Linked DNA regions of Mus musculus: region 2 is linked to region 1. Evidence: chromatin loops called from intact Hi-C (ENCODE). Cell type or tissue: heart. All regions are shown on one strand.

Region 1 (5,000 bases):
CTCTGCGTATGCAGTAATCATGCCACAGTACACAGTACACTAGACTCCAACTGGCCACCTCCCTGGAGCAGTGACCTACACAGGCTTCAAACAGTATCTCTAGTACTAGGTACAACATTGCATAAAAAAGTAACCCCAAAGCTAGCATCAGGCTTACACAGAACATTTATAATTTTTTTTATACTCAGTGGTTTTTTGTTTTGTTTTGTTTTTTTTTTTTTGAGACAGAGTTTCTCTATGTAGCCTTGGGATGCTGAGTGATTTTGGAAAGAAAGAACAACCCACATTTCAAAAGCACCTATATGGCGTTCCCACAGCTCCCTTGTGGTACAGCTGATGCTGGGACCAATCTTCAGGTTCTCAACTCAGTTTGGTTTTCAAATGAACAGCTAGGTAAGAACTAGGGCTTACAGAAATGGTACCCTGAATAGCAGATGAAGTGGATATTGGTGAGGGGTGTTATAACAACAAGGGTTACTCCCAGAGTTGGGAAGGGTTGAAAAGAAGTCATTTATCATTAAGTTACTGTCAGTGAAAGGACGTGAATTTTTATGACAAACTTTGTCAGGAATATCCCCACATCAGGACTATGAAATTGATATTAAAATTCTTGGCCTTTTTAGGAAGTGCATATTCTACTATAACCACAAAGTAGTGAATTCAATTAAACACAACCTATAGATATCGTTCAACAGAAGAGTAAAATCATGCAAGAACCACCACAAATGCCCAGGAGGTACTGTCATTCCTTGGACCCAAATTAACCATAAGGAGACAATTGTGTTCAATGAAAACTCACTCGAAGGCAAAGAAGAGTGTACATGTCCCCAGGATGAGGAAGAGGGTCAGGTAGAAGATGCCCTTTTGCCGGGCCATCATGACGCGGCCATCACAGCAGAAGGTGTTCCTGCCTGGGAGTTTCTCCCATTTCCGTGTCACCTTCTTTCTTACCACCATCACAGACATGATTACAGTTCCTGGTCCAAGATGGGCTTTGGGACTACTCGAGAGAAGATGCAGAGGCTGAGGTCAGCTTTAAAATCAGGTCGTCTACTAGTGTTGCCACTGGGTCAAACATTATCAAGAGCCCTAAGAAAAAGAAAGGGGTAAGGTGTTGAGACAAGAGTGACAAAATACAACTGAACCCTCATTTCCCAAAGACAGAAAGATGAGCACTGCTTGAAAGAGCAGGAAAGTTTGAAAATTTTATTTCTGATCTCTGTTTGGTCTCTAAGGAGGAAAACAAACAAACAAACAAACAAACCAGTTCTCCAGAGGGGGAGGGGACTGATATTTCTTAATCAATCCTGTTTCTAAACCCATGCTGGTGATTTTGATGAGCTATGATGATATGAGTCTTGGAAATAAGTAGGAATTCTGGAAGTAGCCACCCTTTGTACTTTCTACTGTACCACCATGTTCTTTAGTCACCTAAAGAAAGATATCTATAAAAATAATGTTTGTTGTTGTTGTTGTTGTCCTTTGTCCCTAAGTAGCCCTTCCCATACCTCCTCTACCTCTCCTTCTTTCTTCAATATTCAAATATTACTCACAGGAAGGAACAAGTAACCCTCTGGCTGGGGTAAGCTGTTCAGGGCATTCTGGAAGCATACACACATTGTATTTCCACAAAACAGATTTCCCCTAATCAAACCTTCTGTAACTTCTGGAGTCCGAAATGAAATCTTCTGGCTGGTCTAGTTTAACATTTGTGAGCCCACATCATATTGTAGATAAAAAGGCTTCCTTAAACAGGAGAGATCCTGGGATGGTTGGCAACTGATGCTGGGGTTGGGGGTGGCTGAGGGCGGTGGCAGCAGCTAAGAAAAGTCCCTTGGGGGCTTTCTAGGACATTTCACCAGTATCATAGCTCCATTCAGCATCCTGGATTTCCGGGCCTCGCCTTTCCCAGCCACTGTCATCCTCCTCTTCTCTCAGGTGCTGGGCTGTGTCCTCTACTTACTGGCACCACATGCCCCATGCTGGCAAGAATGAGGCGGAAGCCTGCAGCCCGATGAGCAAGAAACAACCAGCCAGAGAGCATTCCCGAGCTAGAGAGGGCAAAGGTCCAAAAGGGGACTAAGAGCCTAGCAACAAGATGGAAAGGTGTAAGGCTTGGGAAAGGGGAGGGGGCCCCAGAGGTGCAAAGATCACTTCCTTTGTGTAAAACTAACCTGGAAAACAATCTCCCCCCTCCCCCCGCCTCCATAAACTGACCCAGCAGAAGAACACAGACTAGGAAGGGGGACCCAACCTGGGAGAAGGAAAATTAAAATCCGTCAGAAAGCAGCGACCTGGTTCAGCAGCTTAGCGCCAGAAGCCAGGGCTGTGCAGCGGGCTCGTCCTCAGGAGGCCCGCCCTGCCTCCGCCACGCAGCCGACCACCGCCCCAGGCTGGCTGGGACGCGCGCCACATCCACACGCACACGCGTCCACACGCTCGTACACACTCACACACGCCCCGCCACGTGTAGTCACCCCCGGCCAGGGGCTCCGTGGCTGGCGAGCTGAGCAGGGCGGTGCCAACGTCCCTGGGTCCCGGCGGAGCTGAAGGGGGATGCAGCCCTCCAGAGAGCCGAGCCCCGGAGACCCCCACCCCCACCCCTTGTTACCTGAACAAGGGACACTGAACTCGGCCGGCAACTGGGGGCAGAAAGTGCACACTGTCCCGGGGGATCTCGTCAGCAGCCAGAGGTGGTAGCGACTTCTCCCTGACAGGGAGGGTGCCTCCTCCTGACAAGGGGCCCCAATAGTCGGGGCCCTAAACCAGCTGTGGCAACCGCCCACCGCTGGCGGAATGGAACGCTCCTCACGTCACCAGGTCGCTCCAGTAGTTGCTCGTCCTCCATTGGCTAAACGATCACAATGTCTCCATCCCGCCCCCAACGCGTACTACCATTGGCTACTTCGAACGTCACTCCAGAATCCCTCCGCCCACTCCCCCCACCCATCTCCTTGCTACAAGCCCACCTGCCAAGCTCCAGCCAGCTTCTCTCTGGGGTCTGAGCACCAGGACGCGAAGTGTTCTCGTCTATTAATATAGTTACGCAAAAGCGGAGGCGTAAGGTGGTGTGGACCGGACAAGGGAGGAGCCAAGAGCAGCCTCCCCACAAACACACTGAAGCAACACTAGCTCACAAATCCGGACTCTAACCCTGAATTCCGTCTTACCCTGGGCCTCTCCACTGCCGTTTGCCTTTAAATTGACCAAGGTCTGTTCGTGGGCATCTTAACGTTACATTCTCTGCCGCCTAAGTCCCATTCAGAAGCCTCGGACTCCCACGCAATCTCGAGGGCTTTCAGAACAGAAAAAGAATATGAAAAGAGATAACCATATCTGAGAATGTCATTTTGTGATATTGAAAACAAGTCATTGACATTAAGGAAGTTGGAGGAACTCCACTGAGACAACATAAATATTTCCAGGTAGATAATGATGCAAAGATTGCCAAAAGGTAGTTAATTTCTATTTTCTATTAGAATTTGAGATCTTGTTGGGTGTGGTGAAGCTAAGGCAAGAAGATTTGAAGCCACCCTGGTCTGACATTTGAGTTCCATGCCAGCCAGGGCTACATAGAAAGATCCTGGTTCAAATGCACAAAACAAAAGAACTGGAGATATTATGATAACAAAGGGAGGGGCATCCAAGGCAGAATTTTCATACATCAACCAGATTGATTCTTTCCTTCTGGTGCCTCCTGGCAGTTAGTTACTGTTACTGAGCCTCTGCTATCAACGGCTAGTAACACCATTTAGAAAATTGAGACTGGAGTGGGGAAAACAGTTGAGAATCACACTATTATATTATATTATATTATATTATATTATATTATATTATAGGGTGGATGTTACAAGGCACCAGATCTGTTTCCACCAGTATGACTGGTTCTTACCTTCCAAATAATATGAGGGATGTTTAAAAGTGACCTCTCCTTACCTACCACACTATGTTATCAACCCAGGTTTCCTAGAGCTTGACCAAAGTTTTCCTAGGGTTTCCAATAATAGTTGGAATTAGTTCAGAAGTGACTGCCAATGCTCTCCCAAAGGCAGCTTTGTGGTAGTTTTAATGAGAGACCACATACATGGTCAAGAATTATTATTCTTGGGCTGGTGAGATGGCTCAGTGGGTAAGAGCACCCGATTGTTCTTCCGAAGGTCCAAAGTTCAAATCCCAGCAACCACATGGTGGCTCACAACCATCCGTAATGAGATCTGACGCCCTCTTCTGGAGTGTCTGAAGACAGCTACAGTGTACTTACATATAATAAATAAATAAATCTTTAAAAAAAAAAAAGAATTATTATTCTTTTATAGTATTTTGCTCCCATATAATATTAAAACAAAATTCTTTATAATGATTATTCTTAAAACATTTATGATATCTTTCCACCAAAAAATTTAAAGGAATTAAAAACCGTGACCCAATTGTCTTACAAGAGAAATGTGTTATAACTAATTTGTAGTTGAAAGTGTGTCTTCATAAAGCTCCCATTGTTCCTGAGTGCTCATGCTGACTATAATCATCGGGTTATTTCTTATGAAGCCTATGACCAGCATTATTGCCTCCAATTCCTGGAGGCTACCAGTATTAGTACACACTTGGCATGGAAAGGACAGGAATTTCTCATGGCCCTATCAGCTCTCTGAATTCCAAAGCCTGTGCACATGAGATGCCCTTAGGAATCGCATGCTCAGCCTGGCTGCCATTCTTGTGAGTGTAGAGCAATCAAAATGAAGTGACCAAAGCAAAACATGCTTTGATCACCGCTCAGATGCAGGTGAAGCCTAGGAAGTTCTGGAATGAGCATAACAGGGCAATGCATTCCTGAGCTCTGCCCTTCCCTGGCCTGGGTCACATTCCCTCTGGGATTAAGTAGTTTTGTAAATCAGGCTTGTTTTATTACAATTTGTTGCTAGTCTTGCTCACTACTGAAAGAAAATTCAAGAAATTCTATATGGATAAGCATTTCATAGCACATCTTCCTACACAATTAAATC
Region 2 (5,000 bases), 200 kb after region 1:
AGGCAGGAGGGCCTTGCTGGGGTTGGCTCTGGATGGAGATGGTACAGTTTTATTGTACAGGTGCTAAACTACAACAAAGAAGAAAATAGAAAAAAAAAGACAAAAAAAAGGAAAAAAAAAGCCAGTTTGGGGATGGGACAATCTGTCCTCTGGGGGCTCCTGACCCATTTAGGAGAGTTCTTTCTTTTAACTGTGTGTGTGTGTTTTGTTCCCAGAGGAATTTCTGAGTCCCCTTCTGTAGGACAGCCCCATCATCCTACCCAATTGGTTTTGAACAACTGTTTTCCCTTTTTAACGGCAACAAAATTATATATATAGATATACATATATATATATATATATATAAAGTTGGGGGGGTGGATTTCAATTTTGTTTTGTTGGAAATTATGATACTGTGTGGTTTGTTTTCTGGTTTTTTGGTTTGCTTTTGTTTTGTTTTTCTTTTTTGTTTTGCATTTCGGTGTGTATTCTGGCTGCCCTTTATGTTTCGTTTTAAGCAACTGGCTGTGGAGTCAAAAACACTTGCATACTGAAAAACCCGTGTCAGGGCCTTTGTCTCCTGTCCTCACTTTTCCCATTTGTGGCTTTTTGGGGGAGTTACGTAGTCCCTAGAGATGCAGGGGAGGGGGGAGCAAGTCAAATTAGAGCTTTGGTCTGGAAAGGGGCATGTTCCAGGGCCCCTGCCCACCTGAGGGAAAAATAGTCCAACTTGGGGTTGCTTTGATTTGGAAATGTAGAAGGGGCATTCTTGGACTAGAGTAACAGGAGTAGAAGAGGGACCCTTTGGCTGCTGGATGTTAGGATTCTCCCAATTCAGTCAGAAATAATCTGCTGACTCCTCTTTGGGCTGACACTACCCACCTGGCTATACTGTGGAATTCCCCACCTGCCACTTAATGACGTAACTATAAGGCAAGACACCTGTTCCTAGTTTTAGGATTACTCTTTAAGACAAACTGTGGCAGAAGGTCTTTGCAGGCCCCAGAATCTGTTCGAGGTGAGACTTTGTGAAGCTCTGGATCTTATAAACTTTTTGTTTGTTTTGTTTTTCGAGACAGGGTTTCTCTGTATAGCCCTGGCTGTCCTGGAACTCACTTTGTAGACCAGGCTGGCCTTGAACTCAGAAATCAGCCTGCCTCTGCCTCCCGAGTGCTGGGATTAAAGGTGTGTGCCACCACGCCTGGCTGGATCCTATAAACTTTAAGCGCTGTATCTTTGGGCCTCTTACTGTGGCTTGAGTGGGCAGGCCAGGAGAATGATGTGTCTGGCTTCTTAAAGTCCGGACATTCCCCAGGTCTGAACTTCAGCTGCAGTCCTTACCCATCCTTCAGCAAGGTGTTTCCACTGGAGTTTGCCCAGGTACGGAAACACCATCCTTTTGGAGGTACAGCATTAATCTGCCTTCCTGCTGTTCCCCTCCCCACTTCCTGATTACAAGGTCATCCCAAACACCCCATAGTGTTTCTACTTTCAGGTCTATCCTCTAGTTGAAACCTGTAGTCAGAAGGCAAGCATCCATGGTGACACATACCCATAGTCCCAAGGACATGGGGGGGGGGAGGCAGAATGGTTCCTGTGAACGCTGGGTCAGCCAGGGTTATACAGCAAGACCCAGCACCCAAACAAGCAAGGTGTGATAACGCATGTCTACAGTTCTACTTCTCTGAATAACAGAGGCAGGGGCTTGAGGTCAGCCCAGGCTACATAGGTGAGACCTTGTCTCAAAAGAACAAAAAGGAAATGCGGTTCAGAAGTCAGACAAGTCAGGAGGTTACAGAAGCCCTGTTGAGATTAACAGTATTCAGATAGGCCCCAAATGCCGTGGGAGCTCAAAGGGCTGGGCAAGGGCACCTGGATGCTTGGAGCAGATGGCACGGGAGAGGTAGTGAGCGGTGCATACTTAAATATAAATAGATGCCAGGGAATGGTGTTTGGAATGAGGGCACAATGTGAGTAGAGGCTTGGAGGAGAGAGAAGAGTCAACAGCACTTTCACATTTCATGCTTATGCGTTCTTTGACCCATACAGTAGCTGGAGACTATTGTCAGGTTATAAAGATCAAGGCTGACACGGAAGCTTTTCTTTTGCTGTGTTGGGTAGGGAAGAGCTGCCAAATGTTCAGGCAGACCTGGTAGATTAAGAAGGGGAGCAGGCCTAGCCCTGTGTCCCCCCTTACAGTGGCAGTTTCCACTATCAGGAGGGCTGGCCGCTGGGTGAGTGCTCCTCCCAGGCTCGGGGTGTGTGTGTGTGTGTGTGTGTGTGTGTGTGTGTGTCTCCTCCAGGTGCAGGCAAATGGTTGTAACAGATGCCTCGATTATTCTCCCATTTCAAGGGAGAAAGCGGTGGCGCGTGAAAGTGTTGCTAAAGGCAGGCTAAGGAGAGGGAGCATCGGGTCCAGGACCTGTCTAGAGGTTGGCGATGGCCTGGAGCGTGCTTTAGCGGCTTTAGGGAGCCCGCAGCGAGCCAGAGAGCCCAGTCGCCACTAGCTCACCTACAGGTACTAGAGACGGGGGCGGGGGGCGGGGCCAGGGAACGGTTGGCCAATGGGAAGGCGACATTCTGCGGACTGCTGAACTCTTGGAGAGGGAAGGGGACCGAGGAGAAAGTTTGAAGCTTCAAAGCCAGGGAGATTGTCGGCGGAAACCAAAGCCGCCCAGAAGTTGAGAATCAGGGAACACTTCCAAGGGACAGGAAGACGCCCGCTTAGTCTGCTCTTCTGGGAGCGGCGAGCCACGCCCTGGCCGCCCCTCCCTCCCGGGCTCCGCCTGGCTGGCCCACCATCTCCGGCTCCACAGCGCCACCTGCTGGATATTGGCTTCCATGCCCGGCGCACAGGGCAGAAGCGCTTGGAGGCTGCTGGCTGCAACTGGGAGCCCAAAGAGCTTGCTCACCCTGGGTCCAGAGTCTTCAAAGCTCTAGGTAACTGCCTTTCTGAGTGCAGTCAGCAAGCTCATGACCGGCAGACAAATTTGACTGTTCCCGTCCAAGGATGGGAGTGACATTTCTACCTCAGTCCCACCGAGGGATAAGGATATAGTGCTGAGTGCAGTCACTTGGAAGGGAGGCAGTGGCAGTTGTTTGGGAGTCGCCTATCAACACAGCATAGTTGAAGTTGAAAGCAGCTCTAAGCGCCAGGCGAACCCAATGATAGATAAACACGTGGGTAAAGGGAGTAGCTGCCTGAAATGTTATGATGGGTGGGCTGTGGTCCAGGCTGGGGATGTAGCTCAGTTGATAGAGTATCTATCCAGCATACAGGAAGCCCTGGATTCAGTCTTCAGCCCGAAATAAGGCGCGGGGATGGGAGGGGTGTGGCAACGAATGTCTGTAATCTCAGAATGGGGGAGATCATGCTTGGTCACATAGCCTGGGCTACATGAGACCGTCCCATCACGACCTTTAAAAATGACACCAAAATTACAAAACCACCATGATTATTAGCTCCTGAGCATGGAATGACCTACTTGTCCTCTTCCTGCCCGCCCCCCAGGTAAGGCAGAAGGTCCCACAATTGGAATCTGAACACCTTCAGCCTTTCAATAAACATTTATTGAGCACCTACTGTGTATCAGGCACTGTGGCTAGGTGCTGGGGATACATCACTGACTAGCACACAGCTCCTGCTCTGGAGGAGCTCACAGTCTGTTGAAGGGAAACCGTACATGAACACAATCAAAGAACTACATACAATGTGCTACAATAAGAGGTATATACAAAGTGCTGTGGGAGCCAGGAGGAGGGAGTCACATATCAGCCGCTGGGACGTGAGGACCATCACTTGACTCCTGACTCCATTAGGCAGGCCATCACAAAAGCAGGGGGATTGCTGCCACCTGACTCTGGTTCAAGGAAATCTGTCTCCTGAGGTTCTCCTGTAAGCCTCTTGCAGAACGCTTGTCAGCAAGGGTTAGTTAACCGGTTAGCTAGTTTAACACTCTGGGTAAGGAAGAAACTGAACAAGAAGTTGTCTTTAGGATCAGAGGGATGTTGAAAGTAATACAAATTTTTGATGTTAAGATAGAGGGTGAGGTGGTCCTGTGGGGGGGGGGGGCAGCACTGGGCAGTGAAGCACCTGGAGTAACTGCCTAAGCGAGAGGGGAGGACGGCGGTCAGCTACCTCAAAAGTTTGCTTCCCAGCTCTCATCAGATCAAACAGTAACTGGTCAGGGATGCTCATCTGCGTTATAGTATGCCCAGTGTTGTGGGTGACACGGTGGTGCCTACCCCTCAGAAGGTAACACACACAGGAGATAAAAGGTACTAAACTTACAGTCTAAGTAACAGTTTGTGATTACAACAGAGATGTCACAGGCTGTTTCTAGTCACCTGTCCATCAAGTGGCAGTTACAAGTTTAAGAATTAAAGGTAAGAACTGGCTGTTCCCACTCAATTCCATCTTGAGACACAGTTTTCCATTGTTAGTAAGAGGATAGAGCATATTGGTTAGATGGAACCCAGGAAAGAAAAGGCATTAAGTGGGAACAAGTTCAAAGACCATGGACTCCTCGAAGAGTACCTTGGCATGGGGTGAGTGGGGAATATCAGAGAGGACCCACTAGTGAAATGCCACCGACTTCGAGCTCTTTTCCCTGGTGGGTTGTTATCAAACTTCAAATCTTTCAAGATTTACTCTCCAAGTGCTCCCCAACTTCTTGGGCCCTGCCACGATTGGGGAACTAAAGCTAGGCCTAGACCAGCTAGAAAATCCTGAGTGGGTGGGGATCAGCAGTTTAAGGACTGGCCTAGTCTGCAGGCCAGGACTCGCTGAAGGCTTTTTAGCAGAGGAAGGCCAGAGCAAGTAGCCTGCCAGAGAGAAGTGCTGAGAAGTCACATTGGGAAGTGGGACGTTAAGAGGCATGGGCTAGGCTGGAGGCTCTGGAAATGAAGACAGGCCAGATAACAGGAGATGAGGGAGAGGGGCAGGGTCAAGTGCACAGAGCCCACCAGACAGCTCTGAGATTTCCAGTCTAGAAGGTCAGCAGAATGGTGGCATCATGAAC

Evidence for each region. A loop is a pair of places that touch in the nucleus more often than their neighbours do. Peaks named below come from ENCODE experiments on the same cell type or tissue, not always from the same donor. Only the 100,000 strongest peaks of a DNase experiment are listed, where the experiment ranks them.
Region 2: a loop joins it to region 1, with 4 times the contacts of the local background. A loop is called at or near these places in 2 of 42 quality-filtered maps.

The regions. Positions count from the first base shown.
Region 1 is chrX:48,205,869-48,210,868 of GRCm38, forward strand. It overlaps Zdhhc9 (zinc finger, DHHC domain containing 9), which reads right to left and starts at 2,834. Exons shown (of 10, transcript NM_172465.4): 1 at 2,612-2,834; 2 at 800-1,089. The coding sequence starts at 966. In heart, no CTCF peak of the experiment used is centred here; a DNase peak (open chromatin) is centred at 2,873; H3K4me3 peaks cover 1,810 bases; H3K27ac peaks cover 1,290 bases; H3K27me3 peaks cover 229 bases.
Region 2 is chrX:48,407,519-48,412,518 of GRCm38, forward strand. Elf4 (E74-like factor 4 (ets domain transcription factor)) reads right to left here. Exons shown (of 9, transcript NM_001381876.1): 9 at 3,532-5,000. It also overlaps a transcript of Bcorl1 not described here. Among named protein-coding and RNA genes, the nearest start is that of Elf4, 44 kb to the right of the region's middle. In heart, a CTCF peak has its summit at 2,809 (motif pointing left); a DNase peak (open chromatin) is centred at 2,743; H3K4me3 peaks cover 927 bases; H3K27ac peaks cover 542 bases.